Regions from separate parts of the Mus musculus genome. Here regions 1 and 3 are each linked to region 2. A link is a contact called in ENCODE Hi-C data. All regions are on one chromosome and are shown on one strand. The core of a region is the stretch at or near the end of the contact, and the rest is flanking DNA. Distances in the headings are between cores, read along the strand shown.

The links. Hi-C counts contacts between places; a loop is a spot of excess contacts on that map.
Region 1: a map of v-Abl transformed pro-B cells shows a loop between it and region 2 (2.5-fold over the local background). The contact joins two enhancer-like sites. A Hi-C loop is called at or near these places in 1 of 37 maps with a recorded cell type or tissue (v-Abl transformed pro-B cells).
Region 3: a map of v-Abl transformed pro-B cells shows a loop between it and region 2 (3-fold over the local background). The contact joins the promoter of Vwa3b here to the enhancer-like site in region 2. A Hi-C loop is called at or near these places in 1 of 37 maps with a recorded cell type or tissue (v-Abl transformed pro-B cells).

What each region holds. Positions count from the first base shown.
Region 1 is chr1:36,918,484-36,922,800 of GRCm38, forward strand. All of the region lies in intron 1 of Tmem131 (transmembrane protein 131), which reads right to left. Among named protein-coding and RNA genes, the nearest start is that of Tmem131, 19 kb to the right of the region's middle. Within about 2 kb of position 1,840, at least 3 of the 3 ENCODE cell types and tissues checked have a DNase peak (open chromatin) inside an H3K27ac peak, as active enhancers do.
Region 2 is chr1:36,782,893-36,786,774 of GRCm38, forward strand. No RefSeq gene overlaps it. Among named protein-coding and RNA genes, the nearest start is that of Zap70, 23 kb to the left of the region's middle. Within about 2 kb of position 2,530, at least 1 of the 3 ENCODE cell types and tissues checked has a DNase peak (open chromatin) inside an H3K27ac peak, as active enhancers do.
Region 3 is chr1:37,028,003-37,031,948 of GRCm38, forward strand. It overlaps Vwa3b (von Willebrand factor A domain containing 3B), which reads left to right and starts at 1,311. Exons shown (of 28, transcript NM_001370828.1): 1 at 1,311-1,426.

The DNA.
Region 1 (4,317 bases), core at 590-3,089, 130 kb after region 2:
GTTGCCAGTGGAGAGAGAAGAAGGTAAAGGTGGGTAGCGGAGAGAATCTTTAAACTAAAGTTGTTCCCATTTAGTCTAAGGGAAGCCAGACTCAGGATCCTTGATTGGTCGAAGTCAGTCAGTCCTGGAGTCTCAATGCTGCTGTCTCTAATCCTAACACACTCTCTCCCACCTCCTGCAGCAATGCCTTCCACCACTGTTTCCTGTGGCTATCTTTTCTTGTTTGTTCTGGTTTTGTCCTTTTTAGGTAGGAGGCAGAAGGCAAAAAAAGAAATTCAAGAGTCTGCAGACAAAGATGCCTTGTAACAAAGATACAGTGTCTTACTGCCTAAGCTCCCAAATGGGTCACTCATCCTGAACAATGACAGCTTTAGATGGCATTTGTGTATTTGGGGATCCCAAAAGCTTTTTTAAAAGCTGAACTTATAAGAAAATAATCATTATAGGAGACACACAGACTGACTCACACTGAGTGTGTCCTGAGGTGTGCCTTCCCCAACGTCCCCAGTGCACTCCTGCCCCCAATTCCAGGCCCATCACAGCAACCACCAGTAAGCAAGTGTCTGCCTAGAATCTGTTCAGCCATCAGATAAAAGACTGTTTCCAGGTCTAGCTTAGGAAATGGTACTACTGAATAAAACTTCATGAATAAACTTACCAGGGTCCAGTCTAACCTGGCTGGAGCCTGAATAGAGAGATGTAAAAGGGGTGGAAACAATTCAGCTGGTACAGTGTTGTCTAATTAGTATGCATGAGGCCCTCCATTCCGTCCCAGCACCAAATAAACAGGGTATGGTGTTACACATCTGTAATCCCAGCACTTAGGAGATAGAGGCAAAGAGGGCAGCAGTTCAGAGTCATCTCTGACTACACAGGCCATGCTGAGCTACCTGAGGCCATGTCTTTAAAAAGAAAAAAAAGAAAAAAAAAATCAAGACAAAAAATGAGATGTAACTACTAGATAGGGGCTCACAGAATCTGTATATAATCAAATAGAATATATTTAAAAGGTCCAGTGGGATGAAATATCTGGTAAAGGCACTCACTGCTAAGCCTAACTACTGAGTTCTAGTCCCAGAGCTCACACAGTGGAAAGAACCAAGTCCCACAAGTTGTCCTCTGACCTTCACACATGTGCCATATACACACAAAGTAAATGTAAAAAAGTCAATTGAAAATTCAGGTGGCATTTTAATATTAAGTATATTTAGTATATTAAGACTTTAAGATAGCAGCGAAAAGTTCTGAGGTGAACATGAGTGGGACATGAGCCAGTCCCACTTGTGGTTAAGCAGAATTACTGAGCCCTTGCCATGGGCCATGTGTACCACAGATAAACTAGCAGGCCCTCTATCTCACTGCAATGGGGCCTCTGAGAGTTAAGTCCCACCCTCAGAGGAGCTGCCTAGATACAAACAGAAATCTTCACAACCAGTCAAGCAGTGCTGGCTTACAGGAAGTGCAGGAGGCAAGGGGAACTCTCAACAGCCTCCACCTGTCCCATATGCTGCAGACAGATACTGGCCAGAGCAAGCGTCCTGGCTACTGTTATCAAGGACTACAGGCCATCTACAGCTCTCCACTCAAACCAGTTTTCTAAGGAACTCCCATTACAATAAAGAGGATATGGCAACATTTATGTTAGTTAGCTGATAAATTCACTCACTAAGGAACAATTTGTAACTACTGGGTATATCTAGGTTAAGCTTTTATCTCCAATGCTACAGGCACTGAGGTCACCCAGAACTTGGACTTCGAGCCAGCCCCTTGAGAGGAGCAGCAGTGTGTGCCTGGATAAACAAACACTGCTGTTCTAGCACCAGGTCCTCCCAGGCACTAGGCCAGGCTGCCTTTGTTTGGGTCCTGTTTCCTGGCTTCTGCTAGCCGGTTACCTCCCCCTTCTCTTAAGGCAGACACTTAAATGCCTATCTTATGTTTTCAAAACCATTTCCTTTACAGATCCTCATTACTGAGCCTTTCAAGCCTTCTCTGCTATCTCCAATGCTTATCTCTGGGCTGGCACGCCTCTTGATAGGCTGCCATTGAGTCTGAGTGCAGTCCTGCAGTGAGTCAGAATCTATCTCCACACCCACCTGGTGAAGACTGTTCCATCCTTCTCTATAGACAGTCTGCTCACAGGAAAACAACCTAATGTGTGTATCTTCAAGATACTTCAGGACCAGAAGCAGGAAGAGAATGCTCCAAGTTCACACTCCCCAATGTAGCTGGCTCATATTTTCCCTTCTTTGATTCCAGAGCTACCTACCAGATGTTATCATATAATGCAAATTAGTCACTGCTCTAAATTCTGCTCAGCACCTTTGGAAACACCCTGTCTGGGGTGGAGCTCTGCAGGGGTCGGGGCATCTGCCTCCAGGCCAGTCACCTCTGCAATCCAAGATCCCGGGCGGCTGGTGTGGTCCACCTCTCCTCCTGTGGACTGGGAATGACTATCCTAGTGCAGCTATGGCCAGAACTGAAATGTTGCCAGGAAAAGTGCTGCTGTAAGCTAAAAGTAGAAAGCAAGAGACTCGTCCTCCAGGGGATACACTAGGAAACTTGCTTTCCTACTGGAACACTATGCAAGGGAATGGAATGAAAAGTTGGCATACACTATTCAAATAAAATACCACCTTAAAGCAATGCCTACCGATTCACTGGGGTCCATCCTTAGCTCCACTCTGCCTGTGACTGTTCAATAAGAATAAAGGTACCGATGAATTATGCAATAACATTATGCAGCTTGACTGAGTAAAAAAGGGTAAAAAGATGTAAGTAGAGATGCAAGCCAAAGTTAAGAGTATAGTGAAGACAGAACAAAGGGCAGAATGTCTCTACGTAAAAAGTTACCGGACACTAACATTCCTCAACCTAGACAAAGTGCCTGAGAATACAAGAAGCATAGGCACGTCCATTTCAGTCAAGGAAAGCCCACATTTGGAATTTCCATGCAGGGAACTACATGGTTAGTAAATGACAAACTAATATATAAGAGCATTCATCTGAGAACCTCTGACCTATTCAGCAGACAATGAATTTAGGCAGAAACCAGCCGGGTGAAATAAAAGGACACGTGCTTGCTGACTGGGTCCCAGGGCTAGGGCCAGCAGAGAGGATGACAACTCAGACTGAGTTCTGCCACAAAGACAAAGCATCATCAAGCATTTTGACCAGCTTCCAAAAGTCTGCCCTTCTGGGCCTGTGGCTCATTTTCACCCTGGACGTGCAGTAGCAAAGCACAAGAAAGTAAAGCAGCAGCAGGTGCCACCAACACCTGCGCACTTCCAAACCAGCCCCAGCCCCAGCACCACCGCCACCGCCACCCTCCAGCTCACTGACCCGCATCAAAGCCCTCTCAAGCCCTCTCTGATGCGGCAAGTTTGTAATGCAGCTGATGGGGGAAAGACAAGAGGACAGAGAATGACTGACTGACATCACTGACTCCCCATGCACTGTGAGGTCTGCCTTAAGAGTTTTATCAGCTGCGATATAAACATTTGAAGACAGAGGTCAAACACTGAGCCCAGAGATCGCTGCAGCAGCAACTATGTGAAATGACACGTGACAATGCCATCGGTGGAAGCAGCTGTGAGAACCTAACTGTTTAGAAATGCACATAAATCATCTTGTCCATAGAGAGTGTACAGAGCCTTCGAAGAGGAGCCTGTGTGACCTACAATCCCAACACCTGCTACAGAGTCTATAACCGCTGGCCTGTGGCACACTGCTGAAGGCCTGCGAGGAAACGGCCCAGGCACATAAGCACTTGCTCTGTTTGATAAACAAGCAAAAGCAACAAATAAGTCAGTGTGATAAGCGGAAGCAACCTTTATATGATTTCTAAGAGGAAAAAGTCAGCTGACATAGTTCCTGAAACTGTATTTGTGGTAGTCTTTTTTCATAAGCTTGAAAAATTTGTAGAAATTAACAAACACAAAACCCTGAGAAAAATCTCAACATAAAAATGAGAGTTACACCTGGTTAAATAAATACGTCCAGCCAGGGGTGGTGGTACACGCCTTTGATCCCAGCACTTGGGAGGCAGCAGCAGCAACAGGTGTTATCTCTGAGTTGGAGGCCAGCCTGGTCTACACAGTGAGTTCCAGGACAGTGAAAGCTACATAAAGAACCCTAACTTATATTTACAGAGGAAAATCTATACAAAATCATCATACTGAAAAGCAGGTTTACAGCCTTGCTGTTTCTAATACGGTTTCATGTATGCAGAGTAAGAAAATTCTCTATAAAAATCATACTTCTTTATTCTATAGAGGAAAATGTCTGAGGCAGAGGACATAGGTGCTCCAAGCTGTCCAT
Region 2 (3,882 bases), core at 1,280-3,779:
AAAAAACGTAGCAATCTTGTCAGTAGGTCCAGCCCCATGGGGCCCCATGGAAGATAAGGCTGTGGAAGGGTTATCATCAGGGGAACGAGGTGTCAGGGCAAACTGGGAAATGGAGGCCAGGGTGGGTTTGAGTGCTAAGGGCTGTGTATGTCAGGGGCCTCAGCATCCCAGATTGGACACCATGGGCTCTTTTGTAACAGCTACACACCAGGATCAATCACCTGGAGAGGCTTTTACAGACTACCTGCTCCCCTCCCCAGCCAGCTGAAACAGGTTTTCTGGCCTCTTTAGGGGGTCCTCACACCCAGTTCTTATACTTGTCCTGACTGGGTTGTTGCCAGTGTCTGCCCCACACCTGCCCCGGCCCGCCCCCACAGTCACAGCTAGTCCATATCCCCAGGGTCAGTTCAGGTAGAGTCCCACTCAGAACTCCCCAAGTCTTACTGCCTCAGTTTCCCTACCCAAGAAATAATGGAGGGCATACCCCAACAGGTGAGGTGAGATGGAGTCAGGATTCTAATGGTTCGACTGTGCCTGCCACCTGTGCCCTCAGCGAGATTGGCTCCTCCCTCAGCAGCAAATCAGTGCCTCCTTCCCTTGGCCAGAGTGACTTGGGGATGGCAGGGTGCGGGGGTGGGGGGGCATATCACACTTAGAGCCAATGAGAGGTGAGATTTGCTGGGAATTCTGGGGAAGTAAAGTTTGTTGTTATTTGTGGTGGAAAGCCAGATGCTCTGGGAAGGTTCTGGAAGTTTTGTGAGGGTCACAGGAGAATTGTTAAATGGGGTTGAGGGCAGCGAGGAGCCCCGGAGCCTTGACACACGCACATAGGGTCAGCAGGACAATGCTGAGACAATAACGTTAGATCCAGTACAGAGCTTAATTTGGTTTAACTATTAGTTTTCATTCTGTACTCCTAGGTGCGTGCGTGCGTGACGGTGCGCCTGTCTGCCTGCCTGCCTGCCTGCCTGTCTGTCTGTCTGTCTGCGTCTCAGGAGTGAATTGTACATGCTTTCAGGTGTCTGGGAAGGCCAAAGGAGCTGGAATTTCCTGGGATTGTGATGTCTGACACAGGTGCTGGGAATCGAACTTGGTTCCTCTAGAAAGGCAGTAAGCACCCTTGAGTGCTGAGTACTTCCCTACTCTGCCTCATTTTGTGTTGAAGATTTACTGACGGGGCTGAGATGAGGAGGTTATAAGTTGCAGGCGAGCCTGGGTTCCATAATGAGATCCTATATCAACAGCACACACTCCAAACAGGCAAAAAACAAACAAAACAAAACAAAAAAAAACTCAAAAAACCAGAACAAAACCAAGCGAAAACCCCTTAGCAGTGCCTTGAGAATAGGGAGATATGCGTTTTTCATTAGAAGGTGACGTTACTACTGCATATGTAAGCTGTATTACTAATTCATAGACAATATTAAAACTTAAACAGTCTTTAATCTCTTTAAAACTAATAAGTTGATCAAGAAAGAAATTTCCTCAGTGGTAGGATTTTGTGGCTGCTGGAAATGGTTTCTTTTGCAAATATTTCAGTTGCATTAAAATTCACTTGTTATTGGATAATTATATATTTTAATTAATTAATTAGTTTAATGCATGTGAGTACACTGTCGCTGTCTTCAGACCAGAAGTGGCATCAGAGCCCATTACAGACAGTTGTGAGCCACCATGTGGTTGCTGGGAATTGAACTCAGGACCTCTGGAAGAGCAGTCAGTGCTCTTACCCGCTGAGCCATCTCTCCAGCCCAATGACACATATTATTGCACAAACGTTTAAGAAAATAAATACGTTTTTGTTTTTATTTATTTTATCGTCTGCATCACTAATTGGTTTGGTATTAAAACATCCACGTGGGTATCTAGTACACTGGGAAAGGCTTGGCAATGACGGAATCCTCTGAAGAGGTTGTAGTTCTAAAACAATGCCACAAGGTGGCGCCACAGTAAAAGCAAAGGTGGGCTCAGTTCCTGGCACAGGGCGCTCACCTGTCCTTATTCTGGCAGCTTCTGGCTAGGGAACAGAATCCAGACTCGCCTCTGATCTTCAGCCGTCAGTTCCGCCGCCTGCAGAGGGTTCACTCCAGGCCGGTTTGCAGGATGCTTCTTGCCAGCCTCTGGGACCCGGGCTCCGCACCCTCTCGCAGAATACATCCAGGCTCTTGCGCCTTTGTATTTTAGCGTAGCCCTCTGCTTTAGTGTGGCACGCTTTTTTGCTGTTTATAGATTTAGCCCCAGTTGCCCCGGGGGCAGGTTGTTTAGCCCTCCCGTGCCTCAGTTTCTCTATGGGCGCGTCGACTGAAAAGGGAAAGTAAATGTAGAAAAACCAGTGGGAAGATCTCAAAGGTACCGGGAACTACAAGGACGCTTAAAGCCCTGACGCTTGAACCTGGCTTTAGAGAGAAACCCTCCCATTTTCTCTGCCACCAGCAGCCAGGAGGAGGGGGAGGGGCAGCAGCAGCCTAGGAAAAGCGCAGAAGAATGGTTCAGAGTAAGGACTGAGCCCACCGCCGCCCCACGAGGCTGTACGGAGGGACATCTTTCTTTGTTCCTTTCCAGTATCATCTGCTCCTGCAGCCCCGTCCCTCGGTCTCACAGACTTCTCTTAACCACAGGTTCTGCTTTGCCTGTGGATGTCGCCCCTGATCCAGCAAGACCACGACATTCTGTAGCTGATGGCTCCTGCCTTGTACTCGCAGCCTTTACATGTCCGGAGAAGAAACGACTGCGTGACTCAGTCACCATTCAGTTTCGTGGCTTTATTTTTGCACCTGTAAATGTTTTGCCTGCACGTACGTCGGTGCATCCCATGCGTGCTTGTGACTATAGAGGTCAGAAGAGGGTGTCAGGTCCCCTGGAGCTAGGGGTATGGATGGTCGTTGGCCACCTTTCAAGTGCTGGGAACAGAACTTACTCCGCCTGCTCCCCAGCCCCCTCCCCCGCCCCCGTTTTCGTTTATTTGTTTTTGAGCCGGGGTCTCCTGAAGTCCGGGATAGCCTAAAAGTCTGTGTAGCTAGAGGCGACCTTGAACTTCTGTTCCTCTTGGCCTCCACTTCCTGTGGTGGGATTACAGGCAGGGGCCAGCATTCTTAGTTTTATGGGGTGCAGGGGAATGAACCCCAAGTTTTGCACGTACTAGGTAAGCTCTCCCCCAGCTTGCTCAGTTTCTGGCTCAAGCTGGCCTTCAACTCATGCGCTGTCTGCCTCAGCCTCCCGAGTGGGTCCCCAGTCTGCACTGCCCATTAGGCTCACTGTTGGGATCCCACAGCCTATAGGGATGGGACAGGGCCTCAGACCAAGTGGGTTTGGAGGTGGCATGGCTTTAGGGACAGCTATTTTGGACTTGGGCTCTGGGGGAAACTGGGGACTTATGTCTGTAGCACCTGTTAAGCTGAGAGTCTGAACTGGGTGGAGCCAGCTGATGAATAGATACGGTGGGCGATCTGCAGGCCCCACGGCTCAGGACTCTGGTGGCTGATTTGTGGGGGGTGTAGGGCTGGGTGGTGACATGTCTCACCATGTGAGCTTCTGGCATCTCCTCCTCCACTGGGTCTCCACAAGCACACACACATGAACATGCATATACCACACATGTACCACACACATGAGAAACGCGTCTATTTTTGATGTTGTATATGCATGTCAGTGTGGATTTGCGCACTTGAATGCAGTGCCCAGGGAGGCCAGACGAGGGCGCTAGAGCCCCTGGAGCTGAAGTTAAAGGTGGTTGTGAGCCACCAGATATGGGTGTCAGGAATTGAACTCCAGTTCTCTGCAAGAACATGCTGCTAACTGCTGAGCAGGCTCTTTAGCTTCTCAGAAGCACAGAGAGCAGGGCGAGGAGACGGTTCTTGGCAGTGATGAATACTGGAGAGAGAA
Region 3 (3,946 bases), core at 61-2,560, 240 kb after region 2:
CATTATAGATGTTAGCCACCATGTGGGTGCTGGAAATCGAACTCGGGACCTTTGAAAAAATAATCAGTGCTCTCAACCTCTGAGCCATCTCTCCAGCCCTTATAGAATCTTTTACTTATAGATTTTCATAAGCACATTTTTGTGTGAGTGTGATTGCTTGAAGAATGGCAGGTTTGCATTTTGAGCCATCTGTATGCTTGTAAGGCAAGACTAAATAAGCATTAGGTAGAGTGCAGTACCGAATCCCTATAGGAGTACTACCTGTAGATTTGCAAAAACCACAGCTCTCAGCTTAGAGGGTATAAGCAAGCCTGTTCTGGAGCCATTTTGAATAGCTGTGGCCCTGTACAACACAGATTTAGTTTACCCCAAACTCCATGTTCCAACGTGGAAGCAGTTTCATGAACTTTTCATAGAACAAAGAAAGTCACAAATCATGATAAATTTAAAGTACCTTGGAGGGCACACCAGAGAAGCAGGCACGGTGAGAGTGGGGAAAGCTTTTCAAGATGCTGTGGGACATTCTTAGCCTTTGGATTGGTGGAGGCTAGTTGTCCGTCTATCTTTTAGTCACAAGAGGTTAGTTTGGTCACAGAAGTGGGCAAGGAATGGCTCTCCAAGAGGGGTTAGAACTGGCCCAAGATAAGGCAATTAGCCTTCAGAACAGCAACATTCTAACCTCTCTGCAGAACTGAAATTCTAATCAGTCAAAATCAGTCTCTGCGGACACAGCTTCCCTCCCCCCTCCTCTCCAGGAGGTTTTATTCACAATCTTTTTTTTTTTTTTTTTTTTTTTTTTTTTTTGATCCTGGCAGCTCTTGTGTCCAAAGTTACAATCTGGCAAAACTGTGAACGCTCATCTGACCACCCCTTCTAGCTGAGCACCTGTAACGAACCGCTCCAACTCTAGGTTTCCTTCCCTTAAAGACGCAATGAAGAAAGGATCTCTTTATAATACCGAGGGAGAAATCAAAACAAAAGGCGCGGGCTGCGGTAATCTGCCGGAAGTAAATCGAGAGAACAGGCTTCCTTCAGCGGGCAGTCGTCTGCTTTTCTGCCCATCTGAATATTTGTTAACCTAATCTCTAATATTTGCCGCTGTCAACTTTCCCAGGGTCAGGCGCAGAGGACGAGCCTTAGGCTGCTCTCTTTCCGGGTGGACCAAATTGGTTTTGCAACACCAACATCCAGTTTCTTCGCAGTCCCCATCATCTCTTTACTCCCTCTGAGGGGCTCATTGGTGGGCGGGGCCGGATCCCGAGCCACGCTGTGATTGGCGGTGTCTTAGCAACTGCAGCGATGTGGTTGTCAACAGAAACTGGACTCCCGCAACTCTGTGCCCGAGGCGGGGACCCTTCGCCAGCATCAGGGGGAGTCACAGCCTTGTCCAGCAGTGGGATGCTGGCCGCGCCCACCTCCTGCTCTGGTTAGTGAGGCCCTGGAGGGTGGGAGGGTCGCTGACGCACGCAAGCCGCCTGGCCTCGCAACTGACAGATTACTTACTAAGTGGGGGATACCATCCTTCTAGACCAGATCTTCCAGGTTTCCAACTGGTTGTGTGAGGGAAAAAACAAGTTTGTAATTTCCGAGCTGGACCTCGCTTCTGCTGGGAAAGGGCAGTGGCCAGGCCGCACCCACTTGAGAGCTGGATTTCAGAGTCAAAGTCGCAGACGTGTGCGAGCCCTTCTTACCCAGGGCTCTCCCCCCACCCCCACTCTTTGCAGAAGCTCAGCTCCCTAATGCTTGTCTATCCAGAGGCCAAAGTTAGTCAGAGGACATAGCATACTGATCAGTATATTAGAAACTCATTTCTGAGAAGCAATGATCAAAACTTAACAATCCAAACTCAAAGCGATCTTCTTGAGTGAAAGGTTTGAGTCTGGAGAAAGCCTCTGCTTGCCTCTTGGTTTTTGGGGGCATTCACATCACTTTCACTTTCTAATATGGACTTTTAACCTCATGTAGTTGTTCTTCTAATCTTCTCAGAAGTTCTCCATTTCTTTTCTTCTCGGCGATGACCTAACAGCCCCACCCCCACCCCACGAGCCCAGTTTTCAATTCTTGGTCCTGTTCTCAACAGTGTGTCCCACAGACCATTTCAATCCCTTAACCCTGCCCACGTTTATCTGAGGCGATGCTCTTAGCCTAGCTTTGCCTTTTAAGGATAGAAAGAATAAGACTGTTAAGAATTGTAACAGGATACATCAGGGAACTTCATCCCAGCTTCCTTTCTTCCCAGAAGAATCAGAGTTCAGAACTCCCACAACATACCTCCCCATCTCCTACCCCTCCATACTACTCCCTCCCTCCCTCCCCCATGCACAGATTTCTTTTTTTAGAAACTAGCAAGGATGAAGATTGGAGGTGTTGATCATACGTTTACCAAGGATCCAAATTGAATTAATAGAGTCTAAGTTAGACTCTGGTCCAGGGCTTGTAAGAACAGTGACTGGATTGTTCTTGGCTTCTCACTATGGGCAGGTGCATAGCAGCCGACAAAGAAGGGCTCTTAGCGTGATCCCAGTCCTCCTGCCTCAGTTTCCTAAGTGTTGGGATGAAAGGTCTTATCCATCTTAATCTTCCTGCTGTCCTGGGAGCTTTGCCTGTCCCTGGCACTCAATGGCTCGATGGACAACTCCAAGTTTTTAGGACTGCGGACAACCAGAGGTGGTGGTATATATACTTGTAATCCCAGCACTCAGGAGGCTGCAGCAAAGAATGCCACAAGGTCAAGCCTGGTCTGAGCTATGTAGTCAGACTCTGTCTCAAAATACCAAAACCCAAACCAAAACAAAAACCTTACCACTGGTAACATTATTGCACACTATAAAGCAGACCTTGCCAGTATGTATCCTCTCTGCCTCAGAGGAAACTCCCAAGTAACCACAGAAAATAGATAGCATAGCCACACCCAGAAAACAATGTGTCTTGTGTTTAAAAGGATAGCTACTTCCTGATCATAACTTTTCTAGGACCCGATCTTTGCCTTGTTTGAGAACAATCAGGATTTTCTCAGCTGCTATGAGTGGCTGATTTAATCCATCTCAATAGTATAGGTAGTGCCTGTTATACAGTAATGTGGCGGGGGCATTCATGTAGTTTGTCCTGGTAGCAACCAAACTTCTGCTTAGTCTAGAGAGGACAGACCTGGGTCTGAGGCTACAAGGATGAAGCCTCAAAGCAAAAAGTAGGCTTTGGTGGCTGGGGAGACACTCAAGGTTAAAAAGAGTAGCTGTGCTTCCAGAGGGCCCAATTTTGGTTCTCTGTTTGTAATTCCAACTCCAGAGAGTCCAAGGGATGCTGCACACATATGGCAAAAAGACAGACATACAGACACAAATGCAAACTTTTCAAAAGGTAGAGTTGCTCAGGTAGCTTTAGAGGGTTAGTGAAGGGAGACAGTCTCCACACAGGCATCGAAGTCTCCAATCCTCAGGCTTCCTAGCTCTTCATTCCCTGCTGGGAGACACATTTTCTCCATTTCTTTCCTCTTATTCTCTGGCTGCAGCTTCACTTTCTAAGTATCCTCAGGCTATAAACCCCCAAGGCAAAGATCTGAATTTGAATGACTCAGACATCCTCTCAGATCTGATAAAGCCAGTCTCATCTTAAAAATTAACTTTAAAAAAGTCACCCAAGTCCCCATAGAGGCTGGGACTTGTGTTGTCACAAAGTTGGAGAATTCAATTGCTTTGTAAAGGATCCAAGCATGTGTCCATTTCAATTTAACTGAAAATGTAAGCAAATTAAAGAATGTTTTTCTTTGGCTTGAAAGCCAAAGGCATGAGTCTTCTAACCAGTCTTTACGGTTATGAAAGTCTGTGAGAAAACCTTACTAGGGAAGTTTGTATAAAAACCTCCCCTTTAAAAATCTAAAGCAAGTAAATACCCCCAGCGAGAAGAATGGAGGAGGTATGCTTGTGGGAAGAGAGAGATTAGCCAGGTT